Linked DNA regions of Homo sapiens: region 1 is linked to region 2. A link is an interaction called in ENCODE POLR2A ChIA-PET data of the cell type or tissue named here. Cell type or tissue: K562. All regions are shown on one strand. Each heading gives the region's core, and the rest is flanking DNA. Links, peaks and the distances in the headings are about the cores only.

Evidence for each region. Peaks named below come from ENCODE experiments on the same cell type or tissue, not always from the same donor. Only the 100,000 strongest peaks of a DNase experiment are listed, where the experiment ranks them.
Region 1: POLR2A ChIA-PET joins it to region 2 with 5 read pairs; 3 of 35 experiments call an interaction of 5 or more read pairs at or near these places.

What each region holds. Positions count from the first base shown.
Region 1 is chr6:149,842,560-149,852,188 of GRCh38, reverse strand. LRP11 (LDL receptor related protein 11) reads left to right here. Exons shown (of 7, transcript NM_032832.6): 3 at 9,065-9,206. It overlaps RAET1E-LRP11 (RAET1E-LRP11 readthrough), which reads left to right. Exons shown (of 15, transcript NR_182438.1): 11 at 9,065-9,206. Among named protein-coding and RNA genes, the nearest start is that of RAET1E-AS1, 16 kb to the left of the region's middle. In K562, for the core only: no CTCF peak of the experiment used is centred there; a DNase peak (open chromatin) is centred at 4,448; H3K27me3 peaks cover 616 bases.
Region 2 is chr6:149,729,213-149,738,841 of GRCh38, reverse strand. NUP43 (nucleoporin 43) reads left to right here. Exons shown (of 8, transcript NM_198887.3): 5 at 64-199; 6 at 2,220-2,371; 7 at 7,107-7,229. Among named protein-coding and RNA genes, the nearest start is that of NUP43, 13 kb to the left of the region's middle. In K562, for the core only: no CTCF peak of the experiment used is centred there; no DNase peak of the experiment used is centred there.

The sequences.
Region 1 (9,629 bases), core at 2,262-6,261, 110 kb before region 2:
TTACTCCCTGATTATATTGCATTAGAATTGGACTCACCCTCGTCCAGTATGGTTTGCCTTTGTCCCCACCCAAAAATCTCATCTTGAATTGTAATCCCCATAATCTCCACGTGTCAAGGGAGAGACCAGGTGGAGGTTACTGAATTATGGAGGCAGTCACCCCCATGCTATTCTCATGATAGTGAGTGAGTTCTCGCAAGATCTGCTGGTTTTATAAGTATTTGGTTGTTTCTCCTGCCACCTTGTGAAGAAGGTGCCTTGCTTCCCCTTTGCCTTCTGCGGTGATTATACTAGTAAGTTTCCTGAGGCCTCCCCAGCCATGTGGAACTATGAGTCAATTAAACCTCTTTCCTTTGTAAATTACCCAGTTTCGGGCAGTTCTTTGTAGCAGTGTGAGAATGGACTAATACACCCAGCATCCTTCCCAGCCTCTCCTCCAAACAAGAGTGCCTTCCACAACACCCCTTCCAAGGCTCATCTGCCATCTGTCTGACTTTTCCAAGGGCAGAAGCTCACTACTTCACATCATGTCCATGACATTACTCATCACTGTGTTGGGCAAGCAGGCTACGCCTCCCCTTACTTCTGTGCATTGGTGTTGGGTCTTCCCTTTGGAAAAACACTGAACTCATCTTTTTATCCTGTGTAAAAGCTTTGGAAGTCTTTGAAAAAAAGAAAGAAAGAAAGAAAGAACATCACCAATTGGTATGCTGTTCTCAGAACTCAGCACCCCACAGTTTGTCAGATGTTCCTCATATGAATTGATTTTTCAGGCCCGCCACTATCCTGCCTTGTCTGGATTTTCTCATATTAATCCATACCCTTCTTAACATCTAATACCCCTAATTGAACCCCATATTTAAGCTTTGGTTTTCTGACTCATTCATTACCTACTGTGATCCAGATATTGCCTCTCCTTCTATTAATGAGCTTCGTTACATGAACTGTGTCAGTAGCTGCATCACACAGTGGGTTCGTGCTGCATTTTTCTTGCCTTCAAGAGGAAACTCTGAACCAGTTCCCAATCGTGTATAACAGTGACGGCAGGTAGACCTCAAGTTATGAAGCCATCATCTAAATGACAGGGCCTGTACTAGGGGAAACATCTGTTACCAATTTGTGACTGTCTTAGAATGATATACATTCATGAATGTCACCCAAAGTTAACACTCATCCTGCTGAGACTTCATCATAATCAAAGCCCCCACGGATTGAGCACCCACTGAGTGCCAGGCAGCTTAGAGAGATCTGTAATCCACTGGACACCCTCACTTGTAGGCACATCCCCATTTGGTGGATGAAGACTGTCAGGAAACATTGTGGAAGACTTTGAGGTGGGCAAAAGATTACTAAGTACCTTTCAATGGAATGCTGGGTTGGTTAGTGGATCCTTCAGGGTTAACATCTATAAGTTGCAGAAAACTGATAGTAACCAAATGATTCTTGTCCATAGAAATGCAAAAGAAAATTAGGTATATAGGGGTAATTGACTTTCACCCTAGAGAAAATAAGATTTCAAACATGACATTTTAGTACATGTAGATACTAACCGATCTATTAGTAGATTCATTTCAGTACTGATTAGCAAACCCATTTCAGTTTTGCATCTCCTAGCAACTTCTTTTTGGCATTCATGATTGCCTGTATATGTGTAGTCTTCAGATTCTTTAAATCAGTTGAACACCTTATTGGTTCCCTCTTTAACTAATGTCTTTGAAAAATATTCATATTATATTTGTGTGACAGTCATAGCTTTACTATTTTGAGAATTTTCCTTTAACAGTAATTAACCCTCAGGAGCTATGCCTCTGATCCCTTTAACTTGAGCAGCCTTATTTCACACCCCAACATTTCTGCCAGGAGAATTGGGCCTCTCAAATCAAATTCCTTTTTCTCTGAGAATGGCTTCCTGCTGACTGGAACACTGATGCACTCCGCCCTCAAGCTGCAAAATGGGGCTAAGTTTGAAGGTTGTTGAGAATAGAGGGAGGGCAGTCACACAGCAAAATAGTTAAGTTAAAACCTGTTATTGGATGCCCTTGTTCCTAAGTCCCTTGACTGTCCCTAGCACCCAAGAGTGTCCATTGATTGGGCTTTCCCCTGAGCGCCCATCTCCTCCTCTTCTTGAGCCATTCATCCCTCCTCTCATCTCCCCTGCTCTCCACCATCTGCACGGGCTCCTCACCCTTGCTGTCTGTTCTCAGGCAGAGTAGTGATCTCTCCCTTTGCCTCGTGATACTTTAAGATCAGCTTCTAGGGCCCATCTTTTCATGTCCAAGTGACCCAGACAGGTATTCAACCTGCAAGGAATTATGCTGTCAGATTAGTTATGAAACAATTAATAGTTAATTTTTAAGCATCTGGTATGTGTCCAGTACTGTACTAGGCACTAAGCATACAGGAAAGCTCATGTTCCTGACTTGTCTCATTCATTCGTTTATTCATTCATTCATTCATTGACAGGGTCTCTGTTGCCCAGGCTGGAGTGCAGTGAGTGGCACAATCATAGCTCACTGCAGCCTCAAGCAGTCCTCCCACCTCAGCCTACTGAGTAGCTGGGACTATAGTCATGGCTAATTTTTTTTTTAACTTTTTGTAGAGATGAGGTCTCACTATGCTGCCCAGGCTGATCTCAAACTCCTGGGCTCAAGCAATCCTCCCTCCTTGGCCTCCCAAAGTGTTGAAATTACAGGCATGAGCCACAGCACCTGATCTGTCTTTTTCATTTGTGAAGACAGAATGGATGATTGGTCAGAACCAAGAGGCTATCCACTGGATTTAAAGTTATATATTTTATGCCCTTGAACAGGATATTTTACATCCACTTAACTGAATATTTATAATACATCAAAATGCAAGATGACACATATTTTTCAGGCAACCCATTAAATGATGCTGACTTTCATGGTTATTAAACATAATACATTTAAATCTGAAGTCAGAATGTAAAATATGACATTTAGGAACATGATACAAAGTAGGACATTCAGGAGATTTGGAATTCATAAATCAGTATATTGATTTACATTCGTCAGTTGCTTAAAATTTTCTAAATGATTATCTTAGTCCATTTGGTCTGCTATAATAAAACACCATGACTGGGTGGCTTCTAAAGAGCAGAAATGAATTTCTTTCAGTTCTGGATGCTGGGAAGTCCAAAATCAAGGTACAATCAGCTTTGGCGTCTAGTGAGGACCCATTTCTTATTTTATAACCAGCCATCTTCTCACTGTGTCCTCATATGGCAACAGAGGCAAGGCAGCCCTCTGGGGCCTCTTTTATTTTATATTTAAACATATTTTAACTTTTAGGTTAAGGGGTACATGTGCAGGTTTGTTATATAGATAAACTTATGACTTAGGGGCTTGGTGTACAGATTATATCCTCACCTGGGTATTAAGCATATTACCCAGCAGTTTTGTTTTTTTTCTAAACCTCTCCCTCCTTCCATCCTCCACCCTCAAGTAGGTCCCAGCGTTGTGCTGTTCCCCTTTCTCTGTCCATGTGTTCTCATTTAGCTCCCACTTATAAGTGAGAACATGTGGTATTTGGTTTTCTGTTCTTGCATTAGTTTGCTGAGAATAAGGACCTCCAGCTGCATCCATGTTCCTACAAAGGACATGATCTTGTTGTTTTGTATGGCTGCATAGTATTCCATGGTGTATATGTACCACATATTCTTCATCCAGTCTACCGTTGATGGGCATTTAGGTTGATTCCATATCTTTGCTATTGTGAATAGCGCTGCAGTGAACGTATGCATGCATGTGTCTTTATAGTAGAACAGTTTGTATTCTTTGGGTATATACCTAGTAATGGGATTGCTGGGTCAAATGATAGTTCTGTTTTTAGTTATTTGAGGAATTGTCACACCACTTTCCACAGTACACCACTTTTCACAATGGGTGAACTAATTTGCACTCCCACCAGCAGTGTGTAAGTGTTCCCTTTGCTCCACAACCTCACCAGCATCTGGTGGGGTTTTTTTTGTTTTGTTTTGTTTTTTACTTTTTAATAACATGGGACCTCTTTTATAAGGGCACTAACCTCATTCATGAGCACGTATCTCCAAACGCCATCACACTGGGCGTTAGGTTTGAACATGTGACCTTGGGAGGGCACTCAGCCATTCAGTCTACAGCAGTGACTTCAGAAAACCACACGTAAGGAAGCTTGCTAAAGGATGGGCATTATTTAAACCAACAACTTCATTATTAAATTAAAACTAACTGCATCCTGGCCTACCTGCTGTACATAATTTTTTTAAATAGACAGGTATTACTAAGTCTTTGTAACCAAGTATATACAATGTGTGTGTGTGTGTGTGTGTGTGTGTGTGTGTGTGTGTGTGTGTGTGTGTGTGTAATTTAGTTTAGACATATATGAGAAGCCCAAACGTGTATTGCTAGCCACTGAATTCCTAGCTAGGAAGATGGGGTTGAGTCAGACAACAGGCTGAGTCATTCATTGATTTGGCCAGAAGCCAACCACCAAAGGCTGTTACTGCTGAACAGGGATCTTGAGCAGAGATTGGGAGCTCCTGGTTTATGATCATGTCTTTTTCCAAGTTACAAATTGGATATGTTGTGTGTACATATATAGATAGTTTTTTATCCTGATACTTGGAACATGTCTGTGAAACACTGTAAACCCTCTCTCCAGTGTCATCCTAATGGGAGAAAATGTATAGAAGGGTCACCTGGGCCCTTAAAGGGAAAGCATCCGTGTGACAGTTCTACATCTTCTAAATATCTGAATGCAGGAGAGACAGCTCTCGTTAGCTAAAAGAGCTAGGGAAGGGACATTCAATCTGGATAGATCTAAACTGGAGTGTGCTCAGGAGGCTGAGGTGATATCATCATCTGCATCTGGACCCAGTGTTGCCTGTATCAGAGAGGCAGTGCCTGGGCAGGCAGGGGGGAAGCATGCCAAGGCCAGGTGTGAGGATGGCCCCTGACCCAGGGATGCTCTGTCCTTTCAGCCCCAGTGTTGACAAGAGGCTTGCTAGTGAACCGCAGGCCTGCAGAGTTTAGTCTGACATTGGCACTCTGAGCTTTGACACCCAGAAGCTCAGTGACTCACTGACTTTTGCAGGGAGCTCTGGCACAGGGTGACGCCAGCAGCCTCATGGATGGTACACCCAGCTCCCTGGCCTCAGTGCTTCCTTGGTTTATTCTATTCTATTCTATTCTATTCTATTCTATTCTATTCTATTCTATTCTATTCTATTCTATTATTTTATTTTATTTTATATTGAGATAGGATCTCGCTCTGTCACCCAGGCTAGAGTGCAGTGGTGCAATCTTGGCTCACTGCAACCTCTGCCTCCTGGGTTCAAGAGTTTCTCATGCCTCAGCCTCCCAAGTAGCTGGGACTACAGGCATGCACCACCTGGCTAATTTTTGTATTTTTAGTAAAGATGGGGTTTCACCATTGTTGGCCAGGCTGGTCTCAAACTCCTGGCCTCAACTGATCCACCCACCTCAGCCTCCCAAAGTGGTGAGATTACAGGCGTGAGCCACTGTGCCCGGCCCCTTGGTGTTTTTTAAAATCTCTGTTAACTTTGTCTCCACTCCGATGGCCACTCTCAGAATCTGGTCATGACTCAGCATCCCCGTCACACCAACCTTCTAAATCTCTGCTCCGAATCAATCCTGCAGCCCACGCCTCCACTCACATACCATGGCAGGGGGCCAGCACCTGCTGCTCCCTGGCAGTCTCAGGGCTTCTTGTCTGCTTTCAGGCGGAGCAGCTGGGACAGAGCAGCTTTCTTGTGTCACCTTACTTGACTGAAGGCTGCAGGGTCTCACCTAGACATACTCCAGCATGCCTGTCATTTGCAGCCATGCTCCCTTGTGTTCCTAAGTCCCAAGAGACAGTAAATGAGGGCATAAGCTATTGCACTGCTGCCCACCAGCCTGGTTCCGAGCTAGGATTAAAGAGAGCCAGAGCCTGTGACACACCCGCCCACCTCTCCACTTATGCAGCTCTGAGCTTCACCACCTGCACCTTGCCCTGTCTTTGTCTTGCCTTGGTTCAGCCTGGTGCCCATGGGAAGAGGCCATAACTGACCTTCCTCTCACTGCGGATGAAGGTGGGAGGAAAAGTTTCCAGAAAAAAGGAGACAGCAGACCCTGGTCTTCCCAGAGCTCAGGCCTCCTGGCCACTGCAGTGACCCAGGCAAGAGACAGGCTGGGGTCAGAGCAAGGTGGTACCCGCGGACAGGGTGATACATGGTCAAATTCTGGATGTGTTTTTAAGGCAGACCCCATGGAAATTCCTGATGGATTGGAGGTGAGATAGAAGGATCATTAAATGCAATCTTGAGGTCTCAAACCAGAGTTCTAGTCTTGTTTTCACTCTTATTTATCTGATTCTCTGATCTTATCTGACCAGATAAGACCTGGTCTTATCCGACAGATAAGACCTGAGCCCCAAGTCTTATCTGATCAGATTAAGACATTATCTGGTCTTGTCCTGTCTCAGACTGACTTCCACTTTTATTTCAGTGGGTTCTGATTCCTAGCATCAGCAGCCCACTCCAGGCTCTTTGGAAGTTCTCTTATTGTCATTAGAGCTCTCTCTGCTGCCCTTAGTATTTTAGCACTCACGTAAATGACCCGTTTGGCATTCTGTCAGTGTAGTTGGGCCTGAAGGTAATGTAACAGCGTGGCAGTGAGCACTGCTTAACATCTCTTTGAAATAAACAACAAAAGGCAGGTGGCCGTCATTGCCAGCCCTCCAAAGTAAGGCTTTTGCAGGGAAAGTGGTGGACAGCTTGTAGGCCAGTGTAGACTGTTTTACAACTCGAGGTCTCAATTCTGTCACTGTCGCAGTGAATGAAAATCACTTCACGGGGATTCGTTTCTTTGTCTGTAAAGAGTCATTGTGTAATGTTCAGTTAGAGATAAGAATCAACCAGTGGAGATGGTGGATATATTTAAGCGCTTACTATGGGCCAGGCCCAGCTCTTTTACATGAGTTACCTTATTTGATCCTCATCAGGTAGGTGCTATTATTACTTCCATTTTACAAATGAAAACAATGAGGTTTGGAGACGTTAAGTGACTTGTACATCATCAGCCAGCTGGTACGGGGTAGGGCTGGCATTCAAACCCATGTCTATTGGACACCGGGTTCTGTGCTCTTAACCACGCACCAGTGTTTCTTTCAGTGTGATCATGGGTCACCTGGGTGGGCTTGGTAAGTGTAGAATCCTGGGTCCTGCTCTCCTGACCAACCCACTGACTCTGACTCTCTGAGGCTGGGACCTGGAAATCCATACCTTAGCTAAAGTGGCATAACATATGACAACCACGGTAATCTCATTATATCTAAATGATTGTAAAGCATCCTATGGGTGTGTATATGTAATGTTGACAAATCCTCTAAGCCTAAGTCAGTCCAAATTCTAGGATTTCCTAATTAAAAACAAGCAGATGGTTCTTATAATAGTACAATCCCATCCTCTGTAATTTCCAAAGTCCATTATTAACGCATCAATGTAATAGAATGTCAAATGGTCAGCATTCTGCAGAGGACAATATCCAGACTAGTTCATTTAAGCAGAAAGGAATTTTTTTAAATAGAATATTAAATAGGTAATAGAATCATTAGGAGAGCTGGAAAAACAGTCTTCAGGCTGACTGTCCAGCAGTGACTCCCAAAATCCTACCACAGAGCTGAGCTTCAGAAGCTGTTGTTCCAGCATGCTCAGCAAGCTGCCTGTGAATGTTGGGAGAGCAGAGGGCAAGCATGGAGCCCTGGGTTAGGGAGTGATCAGAACTGAAGCCCAGGAGGGCTTCTGCAATGAATGACTGGGGGAACTTGGATAGAAAAGGAGGCCAAGGAAGCAGGGGTTTTCAAACAGCCAAAGTGGCCAGCATGGCCAGATACAGTAAGAGGGCCAGTTAAACATGGATTTTTTTTTTTTTTTTTGAGATGGAGTCTTGCTCTGTCAGCAGATTGGAATGCAGTGGGTGATCTTGGCACACTACAACCTCTGTCTCCCAGTTTTAAGCGATTCTCCTGCCTCAGCCTCCCGAGTACCTGGGACTACAGGCGCACGCCACCATGCCCAGCTGATTTTTGTATTTTTAGTAGAGATGGGGTCTCACCATGTTGGCCAAGATGGTCTCCATCTCCTGACCTCATCATCCGCCCGCCTTGGCCTCCCAAAGTGCTGGGATTACAGGCATGAGCCACCGTGCCCAACCAAGCATGGATTTTTTAAAAATAGTATTGTTGGTCTTGACACCTAGGAGACTTTTGCTAGGTCAGTTAGTGAGTTTTGCCAGCACTGTTTCAGGGGGATGGTGGGGAAAGCAGCTACATTGGGTGGGCGAAGACTAAATGGGAAGTGAGCAAACAGAAACAGCAAGCACGGCACAGCCAGGCCTTTCAGGGAGCCAAGTGGAGATGGGAAGGAAGCGGGGCTGTGGCTGGTGAGCCCTTAGAGCTCAGGGAATTTTTTTTATTTGTTGTTTTGTTTGTTTCTTAGGATGAGAGAAACTTGAGCATAGTAATAGCAGAGCCATTTGAAAGAGAAATGAGTCGATGTGTCAGTGTTCTAAAGGTCCTAGAAAGAAAGGGGGCAAGGACTAGAAGGAGGGGTTGGCCTGGAACACAGGAGGGACAGCTTCTCCCTGCTGGCTGTCAGAAGGAAGTGACAGTGGGTACAGGTAGGGTACCAGGAGGAGGTGGGTGGTGGAGCCCTAGTCATGGTCCTGATTTTCTCCCTGAAGCTGATGAGTCCCCCTGCTGAGACGGCAGGGCCTGGATCCTGAGCGTGAGGCTGGGGATGAGGTGCAGGTTTGGAGCAGCAACTGCTGCAGACAAGTGAAGGGATTGTCAGTCAAGGCCTTGGCCACCTAAATAAACTAGAACTTATGAGTTCAAGGTGGGCCAGCTGCCAACAGTGTGTGATGTAGTTCAGCAGCCTCGGGCCGGAGTGCAGAGGCAGGTCCTGGGGCTGCTCTGAGGACATGGACTTTCGGTTGAGGATGGTGTTGGGCTCGGAGCTCAAGTCTGCTGCTCGACGTGATGTGTCCCATCTGTGTGGCAGGTGCCTCAATCAGGAACCCTGAAGCTGTCCCACCTACAGGAGGGAACCTACACCTTCCAGCTGACCGTGACGGACACTGCCGGGCAGAGAAGCTCTGACAACGTGTCAGTGACAGTGCTTCGCGCAGCCTACTCCACAGGAGGTGAGAAGAAAGTCCTTCCCTCGCTTCCCACTGCTTGTGGAAGGCAATGTCGGGTTGGCGCTTTGTCCTCTGGCTCTGCGCTCCATGGGCTCTTCCATTTTATTTTTGGTTATTGCTGAATGAGAGAGTCTTTGCTAAAAACACAATAACAAAAGCAGGCTCTCTTCTGTTTTGGGCTTAGCCGATGCTACTGGGTTGGGGTGGAGGAAGCACTCCAGGGGATGAGAAGAGATGCTCCCGCTTCTCTTGACTCGACTTCATCAAAGACAATTGCTTGGCTATTCTGGGAGAGGACTTTGTTTACAGATGGATGGTCCATTTGCTGCATCTGTTCCAAGAGGGAAGCTAAGGAGTTTAGTGAAACCAGTTGAACTCGTGGAAGCAGAGAGTGGAATGGCGGTTACTGGAGGCTGTGCGGGGGAC
Region 2 (9,629 bases), core at 2,071-6,070:
TAAGATTTTCTTGGGAAAAAAAGGGGACTCATTAACACATACTACCATTTTTTAAATTTTTAGACAATGCAGATAGTAGTACACTCCATGCTGTAACCTTTCTTCGAACTCCTGAGATTCTTACTGTAAATTCAATTGGACAGTTGAAAATATGGGATTTCAGACAACAAGGAAATGAGCCTTCTCAGATATTGTCACTGTAAGTGTTGATTTGTAATTTCAGTAATGTAATCCACAAATTAATGTGTTAGGTTGTTTATAGCTACTGGCTTTAAGCCATATTGAATTTTAATTGCATTTTAAGAGGGAGATCCCTGATTAAAATTTGGTAGAGCAAGCATAACTTGACGGGGTTGGTACTACTATGCTTCATTTAGTAATTATTTGTTATAGTGATTCAGAGCCTTTACTCTTTGAAGTTTGTATTATTTCATGGAGAACTTATTTCTGCTCTTTCAATGATTGTTTAATGGATAAAATATACTCCAGATGTAATGATTGGGGGAAAAATATAATTCCAAATATTTTTTCTGAGCAGAAATCCCCCTTTGTAGGTGTACAACGTTCTCTCGTAAGAAAATAGAATGTGTCACACTGAAAAAATAGTTACATAAACTAAGCATTAAATAAGATGATAAATAATATTTAGTATATAATTGATGTATGAGTTTTTAAATAATTTAACAAGTGGAAATGTGATTTGTACATCTTACCATCGGATTGTCTTTCATTCCATGTCTCCAAATTGAAGTGAAAATGAATAATTGTGGCCTTGAATTATTTCAAAATTGTACTATTTAGAAATATATCTAATTTAGTTCATTTTTTTTGGTATCATTAAGATTCAGCCAGGCTGGGCGTGGTTGCTCATGCTTGTAATCCCAGCACTTTGGGAGGCCGAGGCAGGCAGATCACTTGAGGTCAGGAGTTCAATACCAGCCTGGCCAACACAGTGAAACCCCGTCTCTACTAAAAATACAAAAACTAGCCAGGCATGGTGGCACGTGCCTATAGACCCCGCTACTCAGGAGGCTGAGGCAGGAGAATCACTTGAACCTGGGAGCCAGAGTTTGCAGGAGAATCACTTGAACCTGGGAGGCAGAGTTTGCAGGAGAATCACTTGAACCTGGGAGGCAGAGTTTGCAGTGAGCTAAGATCGTGCCATTGCACTCCAGCCTGGGCAACAAGAACAAAACTCTGTCTCAAATAAAAAAAAGATTCAGCCAGTAGCTCCAGCCACTAAGTTGACACTTAGTTACCATATAAAACATGTTTCTTGGCTGAGCATGGTGACTCATGCCTGTAATCCCAACATTTTGGAAGGATTATCTGCGGTGAGAAGTTTGAGACCAGCTAGGGCAACACAGTGAGACCCCATCTCTACCAAAATTTCTTAAAATAGCCTGGCACGGTAGCATGTGCCTGTAGTCCTAGCTACTTGGGAGGCTGAGGCAAAAGGCTCTTTTGAGCCCAGCTTGCAGCAAGCTGTAGATAGGCCATTGCACTGTAGCCTGGGTGACAAGACAAGACCCTGTCTCTCTTTTTTTTTTTTTTCTTTGAGACAGAGTCTTACTCTGTCACCCAGGCTGGAGTGCAGTGGCATGATCTTGGCTCACTGCAACTTCTGCCTACTGGGTTCAGGCGATTCTCATGCCTCAGCCTCCCAAGTAGCTGGAACTACAGGCATGTGCCACCATGCCTGGCTAGTTTTTGTATTTTTAGTAGAGATGGGGTTTCGCCATTTTGGCCTGGTTGGTCTTGAACCTCAAGTCATCCACCTGCCTTGGCCTCCCAAAGTGCTGGGATTACAGGTGTGAGCCACTGAGCCTGGTCTCTTAAAAAATAAACAAAAAAAAACAGGCTGGGCACGGTTACCAGTCATCCCAGCACTTTGGAAGGCCAGGGTGGCTAGATCACTGGAGCCTGGGAGTTTGAGACCAACCTGGGCAACATGGAGAAACCCCATCTCTACAAAAATACAAAAAGTTAACCAGGCATGATGGTACACACATGTACTCCCAGCAACTCAGGAGGCTGAGGTGGGAGGATACCTGAGCCCAGGGAGTTTGAGCCTACAGTAAGCAATGATTGCAGCGCTGCATTCCAGCCTGGGTAAGTGAGGCCTTGTCTCAAAACAAACAAAAAACGTGTTTCCTGTGTTACACAAAGATAAATTATACTTTATTTGATTTTGACGTCATTGTTATCTCCCACAAAAGGACTGGTGACCGAGTGCCACTCCACTGTGTTGATAGACATCCCAACCAACAGCATGTTGTAGCTACTGGTGGCCAAGATGGAATGTTGAGTATTTGGGATGTTAGACAAGGTACTATGCCTGTATCTCTGCTGAAGGCTCATGAAGCTGAAAGTAAGTATTGTGAAGATACAGAAAGTTTATATTGGGTGAGTTATATGACATATAATAAGCACCTTTCCATAATGATACATGTGGATCATTTTACATCATAGCTTTTAATGGCTGAATTGTGTAAATTTAAATAGTTATGTAATTTCTTTTTACTCGACATTTAAGTTCTTTAACATTTGTTTTTGTTTTTTTGGAGACGGAGATTCACCCTTGTTGCCCAGGCTGGAGTGCAATGGCGCTATCTTGGCCCACCGCAACCTCTGCCTCCTGGGTTCAAGCGATTCTCCTGCCTCAGCCTCCCGAGTAGCTGGGATTACAGGCATGCACCACCACACCTGGCTAATTTTATATTTTTAGTAGAGACTGGGTTTCTCCATGTTGGTCAGGCTGGTCTTGAACTCCTGACCTGAGGTGATCTGCCCAGCTCGGCCTCCTAAAGTGCTGGGATTACAGGCATGAGCCGCCGTGCCTGGTTTTTTTTTTTTTTTTTTTTTTAAAGAGACAGGGTCTGGTTCTGTCGCCCAGGCTGGAGTGCAGTGGTGCAGTCACGGCTCACTACAGCCTTGACTTCCAGGGCTCAGGTGATCCTCCCGCATCAGCCTCCCAAGTAGATAGGACTATAGGTGTGTGTCACCATGCCTAGCTGATTTTTTGTTGTTGTTTGTTTTTTTTTTTGTAGATATGGGGTTTCACTTTATTGCCCAGGCTGGTCTCAAACTCCTGGGCTCAAGTGATCCTCAGGAAGTGCTGAGATTACAGGTATGAGTTATGAGCCACCACATCAACCACAGGTTTAATTCTTATATCCAAAACTGTAGTTAGAATCCTTAGATATTTATCTCTGTGTGTGTTTTTTTTTTTTTTTTTTTTTTGGAGACAGGGTCTCTCTCTGTTGCCTAGGCCAGAGTGCAGTAGTGGTGTGATCATAGCTCATTGCAGCCTTGAACTCCTGGACTTACACGATTCTCCCAAAGTGCTGGGCATAGCCATTATGCCCATGCCCAGCCTTATGTACTTATTTTCTTAGGATAATTTTTTAGAAGTAGAATTGCTAGGCCAAACATTTTGCATAGCGCATTGACAGATTTTTCTACACAAAAATAATACCAGTTTAAGCCAGGCACATTGGCACATGCCTGTAGTTCCAGGCTCCTCCTACTCAGGAGCCTGAGGCAGGAAGATTGCTTGAGCCTGAGAGTTTGAGGCCAGCTTAGGCAACATAACCTCTTTAAAAAGTTAATAATACTAGTTTAATCCAGGTGAGTGGCATGCACCAGCTTCTCAGGAGGCCGAGGCAGGAGGATTGCTTGAGTCCAGGAATTCAAGGCTGTAGTGCATTATGATTGCACCTATGCACTCCAGCCTGGACAATATAGTGAGACCCCACTCCCTGAAAAGTGATAAAAATCATACCATTTTATATGCCATAGTGAAGTGTGCAAGAATGCCCTTTTCCCATGCAAATGCAGGCTGTCATATTTGTTAATAAATGTTGTGCTCCTCAATTTATTGTTGCATCACATCATTTTTTTTAACATGAACAATAGATTTATAAGCTTTTTTTTTTCTTTTGATTCTGGTGGAGATGATTTAGCCGGACAGAAATTTTTCATTTTCTCACTCTGTCTTTGATATCATGCCAGAATGGATTATCCTTTTTTTTTTTTTTTTTTGAGACAGAGTCTTGTTCTGTCGCCCAGGCTGGAGTGCAGTGGCACAATCGCGGTTCACTGAAACCTCTGCCTCCTGGGTTCAAGCCATTCTTCTGCCTCAGCCTCCCTAGTAGCTGGGACTAAAGGCATTTGCCACCATGCCTAGCTAATTTTTGTATTTTTAGTAGGAATGGGGTTTCACCATGTTGGCCAGGCTGGTCTCAAACTCCTGACCTCAGGTTATCTGCCTGCCTTGGCATCCCAAAGTGCTGGGATTACAGGTGTGAGCCACTGCGCCCGGCCCTATATATTTTTTTAAAAATGGGGTCTCTCTCACCCAGGTTGGAATGCAGTGGCATGATCACAGCCCACTGCAGCCTCAGCCTTGCCTCCCTGGCTCAATCAGTCCTCCCACCTCAGCCTCCCGAGTAGCTGAGGCTACAGGCACGCACCCCTACTACACCCGGCTAATTTTTTATTTTTTGTAGAGACAGGGTCTCAATATGTTGCCCAGGCTGGAGTGCAGTGGCATGGTACCTCACTTAAGCCTCAACCTCCTGGGGTCAAGTGATCCTCTTGCCTTGCCCTTCTGAGTAGCTGGGACTACAGGTATATGCCACTACACCTAGCTAATTTTTTTTATTATTAGATTTCTATAGAAATTATGATTCCATAAAAGATTTTGAGGAAATGATGGCCGGGGGCGGTGGCTTATGCTTGTAATCCCAGCACTTTGGGAGGCCGAGGCAGGTGGATCACCTGAGGTCAGGAGTTCGAGACCAGCCTGACCAACATGGAGAAAGCCCGTCGCTACTAAAAATACAAAATTAGCCGGGCGTGGTGGCACATGCCTGTAATCCCAGCTACTAGGGAGGCAGAGGCAGGACAGTCACTTGAACCTGGGAGGCAGAGGTTGTGGTGAGCCAAGATCGCACCATTGCACTCCAGCCTGGGCAACAAGAGTGAAACTCCGTCTCAAAAAAAAAACAAAACAAAACAGATTTTGAGGAAATGAGGAAGACTGGTATCTTTCAGAATTGAAAGTGATTTTGGAATATATAGAATTTCTTTGGGGCTGGGCACGGTAGTTCATGCCTGTAATTTTAGCACTTTGGGAGTCCAAGGCAAACAGATCTCTTGAGCCCAGTTGTTTGAGACCAGCCTGGGCAACATGGAGAAACCCCATGTCTGTTAAAAATACAAAAGTTAGCCAGGTATGGTGATACATACCTGTAGTCCTAGCTACTCAGGAGGCTGAGATAGGCGGATTGCTTAAGCCTTGGAGGTCAAGGCTGCAGTGAGCCATGACCATGCCATTCTGCACTCCAGCCTGGGCGCCAGAGCAAGACCCTGTTTCAAAAAGAGAGAGAGAATTTCTTTGAGTTGAATTATGTAGAAGTTTGTCACTGACCTATGTTCCTAAAGTATGAAGCATACATATGTGGGCTAAGAAATAGTTTTTCTTGATAAATAATCAACAAATAAAAAATAAAAAGCCCTCCATCTGAGACTGGATCCAAATTCTTGGAACATTTCCAAATTTTGGTTTGGTAGAAGTCAGTTGCTATTTCTGTGATAAAGACCAGAAGTATTCAGAATCTTGGCATTAACCAATATTGGATATTGCCTCTTAGAAATTCATTTTTATATTTCATTAGGATCTTTCTCAGTTTTTCCAATAATATAATCTTCATATATTAATGACACAGGAATTGAAAAATAAGACAACTTACCAATTTAAAAAAAAACTTTTCCGTAAAAGACAGTCATTCCTAGCTGGGCACACACCTATAATTCCAGCACTTTTGGGAGGCTGAGGCAGGAGGATTGCTTGACGCCAGGAGTAGAAGACCAAGGTAGACAACATAGCAAAACCCTGTCTCTATTTAAAAAAATAAAAATAAAATAAAATAAGCTTTTTCATAAAGTAATAGGGTTAAATGTTTTAGCAATGATTTTCTTTTCTTTTTTTTGAGACGTAGTTTTGCTCTTTTTGCCCAGGCTGGAGTGCAGTGATGCAATCTCAGCTCACTGCAACCTTGCCTCCCGGGTTCAAGCAATTCTCCTACCTCACCCTCCCAAGTAGCTGGGATTACAGGCACCTGCCACCACGCCGGGCTAATTTTTTGTATTTTTGGTAGAGATGGGGTTTCACCATGTTGGTTAGCTGGTCTTGAACTCCAGATCTCAGGTGATCCACTCACCTCGGCCTCCCAAAGTGGTAGGATTACAGGCATGAGCCACTGCGCCTGGACATTTTTTTTTTTCCTTGAGACAGAGTCTCACTCTTGTTGCCCAGACTGGAGTGCAATGGTGTGATGTTGGCTCATTGCAACCTCTGCCTCCCGGGTTCAAGCGATTCTCCTGCCTCAGCCTCCTGAGTAGCTGGGATTATAGGCACCCACCACCATGCCTGGCTAATTTTTAGTATTTTTAGTAGAGACGGAGTTTCACCACGTTGGCCAGGCTGGTCTTGAACTCCTGACCTCAAGTGATCCACCCACCTTGGCCTCCCAAAGTGTTAGGATTACAAGCATGAGCCACTGTGCCTGGCTACTATTTTCATTTATTTCCTTGCCCAGTACGCAAATTTAGTTGGCTTCTTTTTCCTTTCTTTTCTTTTTTTTTTTTTTTTCTCAGACAGTGTCTCACTTTGTCGCCCAGGCTGGAGTGCAGTGGTGCGAGCTCGGCTCACTGCAACCTCCGCCTCCCAGGTTCAAGTGATTTTCCTGTCTCAGCCTCCTAAGTAGCTGGGACTACAAGCACGCGCCACCACGCCTGGCTAACTTTTGTATTTTTAGTAGAGATGGTGTTTCACCATGTTGCCCAGGCTGGTCCTGACCTCAGGTGATCCACCCGCCTTAGCCTCCTAAAGTGTTCTTTTTCCTTTCTATGTGTTATAGCCATTGGAAAGTTACATTATGTCTTTTCTTTAATTCTGAAGCCTTTAATTTTTAGGACAGACTTGAGGCTCGAAGGTATGTGATGGAGGATAATGGAAGATGATGCCTAGAGATGGGGGTTTAATGTTGTTTGTTCAGCGAATCTGCACAGGAATGAGCTTATTGATTCTTGTCTCTTAGTGTGGGAAGTTCACTTTCACCCATCCAACCCAGAACATCTTTTTACCTGCTCTGAAGATGGATCCCTCTGGCACTGGGATGCTTCCACAGATGTACCTGAAAAGTCGTCACTCTTTCACCAAGGTAAAACTTTTTAATGAATACTGTTATGTGTACTTTTTTTTTTTTTTTTTAAGACAGAGTCTCACTCTATCACCCAGGCTGGAATGCAGTGGCACGATCTCAGCTCACTGCAACCTCCGCCTCCTGGGTTCAAGCGATTCTCGTGCCTCAGCCTCCCGAGTAGCCAGGACTACTAGTCATGCACCACCGTGCCCGGCTAATTTTTTTGTATTTTTAGTGGAGATGGGGTTTCACCATGTTGGCCAGGCTGGTCTCGAACTCCTGACCTCAAATGATCCGCCTGCCTCAGCCTCCCAAAGTGCTGAGATTACAGGAGTGAGCCACCACACCTGGCCTTTTTTTTGAGACAGAGTCTTACTCAGTCACCCAGAATGGAGTGTAGTGGTGCAGTCTCAGCTCACTGCAACCTCTGCCTCTCAGGTTCAAGCTTTTCTTGTGCCTTAGCTTCCCTAGTAGCTGGGATTACAGGTGTGTGCCACCACAACTGGCTAATTTTTTTGTATTTTTAGTAGAGATGGGGTTTTGCTATGTTGGCCAGGCTGGTCTCAAACTCCTGGCCTCAAGTGATCTGACCACCTCAGCCTCCCCAAAGTGCTGGGATTACAGGCATGAGCCACTGTGCCCAGCCTGTTATGTGTAATTTTATCATACTTTTATTTTGTTTTTTTTTTGTTTGAGACAGCGTCTCACTCTGACATGCAGGCTGGACTGCAGTGGCATGATCACAGCTCGCTACATCCTCGCCCTCCTGGGCTTAAGTGGTCCTCCTGCCCCAGCCTCCCAAATAGCTAAGACCAGAGATGCTTGCAACCACAACCAGCTAATTTTTTTTTTTTAATTTTTTTGTAGAGATGAGCTCTCACTATGCTGCCCAGGCTGCTCTCAAACTCCTGAGCTCAAGCAATCTTCCTGCCTGGGCCTCCCGAGGTATTGCAATTATAAGCATGAGCTGGCTGTACCCAGCCATTTTATACTTTTAAATACCAAATTAGACATCCTCGTATTTTTTACTTAATGGCAAAACATTTTTATTCTCTTGCCTCAGAGTAAATTTGAGTATCACAGGGCTTGAAATCTGACTGTCAAGTTACTTACTACTGTATGGCTGATGGCTAGAAATGCTGTAAGCTGGCTCACTTGAGACAGCCAAGGTTCTCCTTTGTGAGTGCCATTAACCTGGACCCTCATGCCATAGCATAGACAGTGGCAAATCTTTCATATTGCATTGCCAAGTTTGTGTGAATGGCAAGAAAAAAGTTGATATTTGATGTAACTGAGGGTACTGGTTAAATGGCCTGATCTCAGGCCGGGTGTGGTGGCTCATGCCTGTAATCCCAGCACTTTGGGAGGCCAAGGCAGGTGGATCACCTGAGTTTGGGAGTTCGAGACCAGCCTGACCAACATGGAGAAACCCCGTCTCTACTAAAAATACAAAATTAGCCGGGTGTGGTGGCTCATGCCTGTAATCCTAGCTATTCAGGAGGCTGAGGCAGGAGAATTGCTTTTACCCAGGAGACAGAGGTTTCAGCGAGCCGAGATTGCACCATTGCACTCCAGCCTGGATAGCAAAAGCGAAACTCCGTCTCAAAAAAAAAAAAAAAGGGCGTGCTTTCCTCATTACAGTCAGTTGTAGGTTATGGTCAGCCAAAGACCATGCACTTGTAATCGGGGTTTATGTGTTTTTGCATTTTCCAAGTTTCCTGTTTTTGAGGGTTTGTCTGTGGCTCCAAAGTTCTTTTGCTTATTCATTTATTCAGAAATATTTACTGAATGCCTACCATGTGGTAGGCATTCTTCTAGGTGTTAGGACGTGTAACAGTGAGCAGAACGAAATGTCGAAACGCATAGAGCAAATATTCTAATAGTTAAAAAAATAGATAATGTATCAGTAAGAGTCCAATTAGAATGTCAGAAACTACCTTAGATGTAGAAGGAATTGGTCTCACATGTGTTAGAAGGGCTGGGAAAACAAAAGGTAATAGGAGGGGTGCTGGGAGAACAAATAGGAAGAAAAGGGAAAACCCAGAAATAGTAATTGTTAGTACCCCTGCTACTTGACTGTTGAAAATGCTGTAAAAGTTTGTTCTGAATTAGGAGAAAAGGCGCTCCCTCAACCAGGCTGAAACTACCACCAGTGTTGTTGCCAGAAACCTGGAGCAGGAAGGAGCTGCTTCTCCCTTCCGCCTTCCAGTCACCCACCATTAATACCTGCTATTGGCAAGGCCCATCTGGATGGCAGATGGCAAAGCAGCCTGGAAAGTGGAGTTTACCAACTTCTACCTCCTACAGTATATAGTGGAGCACAGCAAAGTGGAAAAGGAGGCCGGGCGCGGTGGCTCACACCTGTAATCCCAGCAATTTGGGAGGCCGAGGTGGGCAGATGACCTGAGGCCAGGAGTT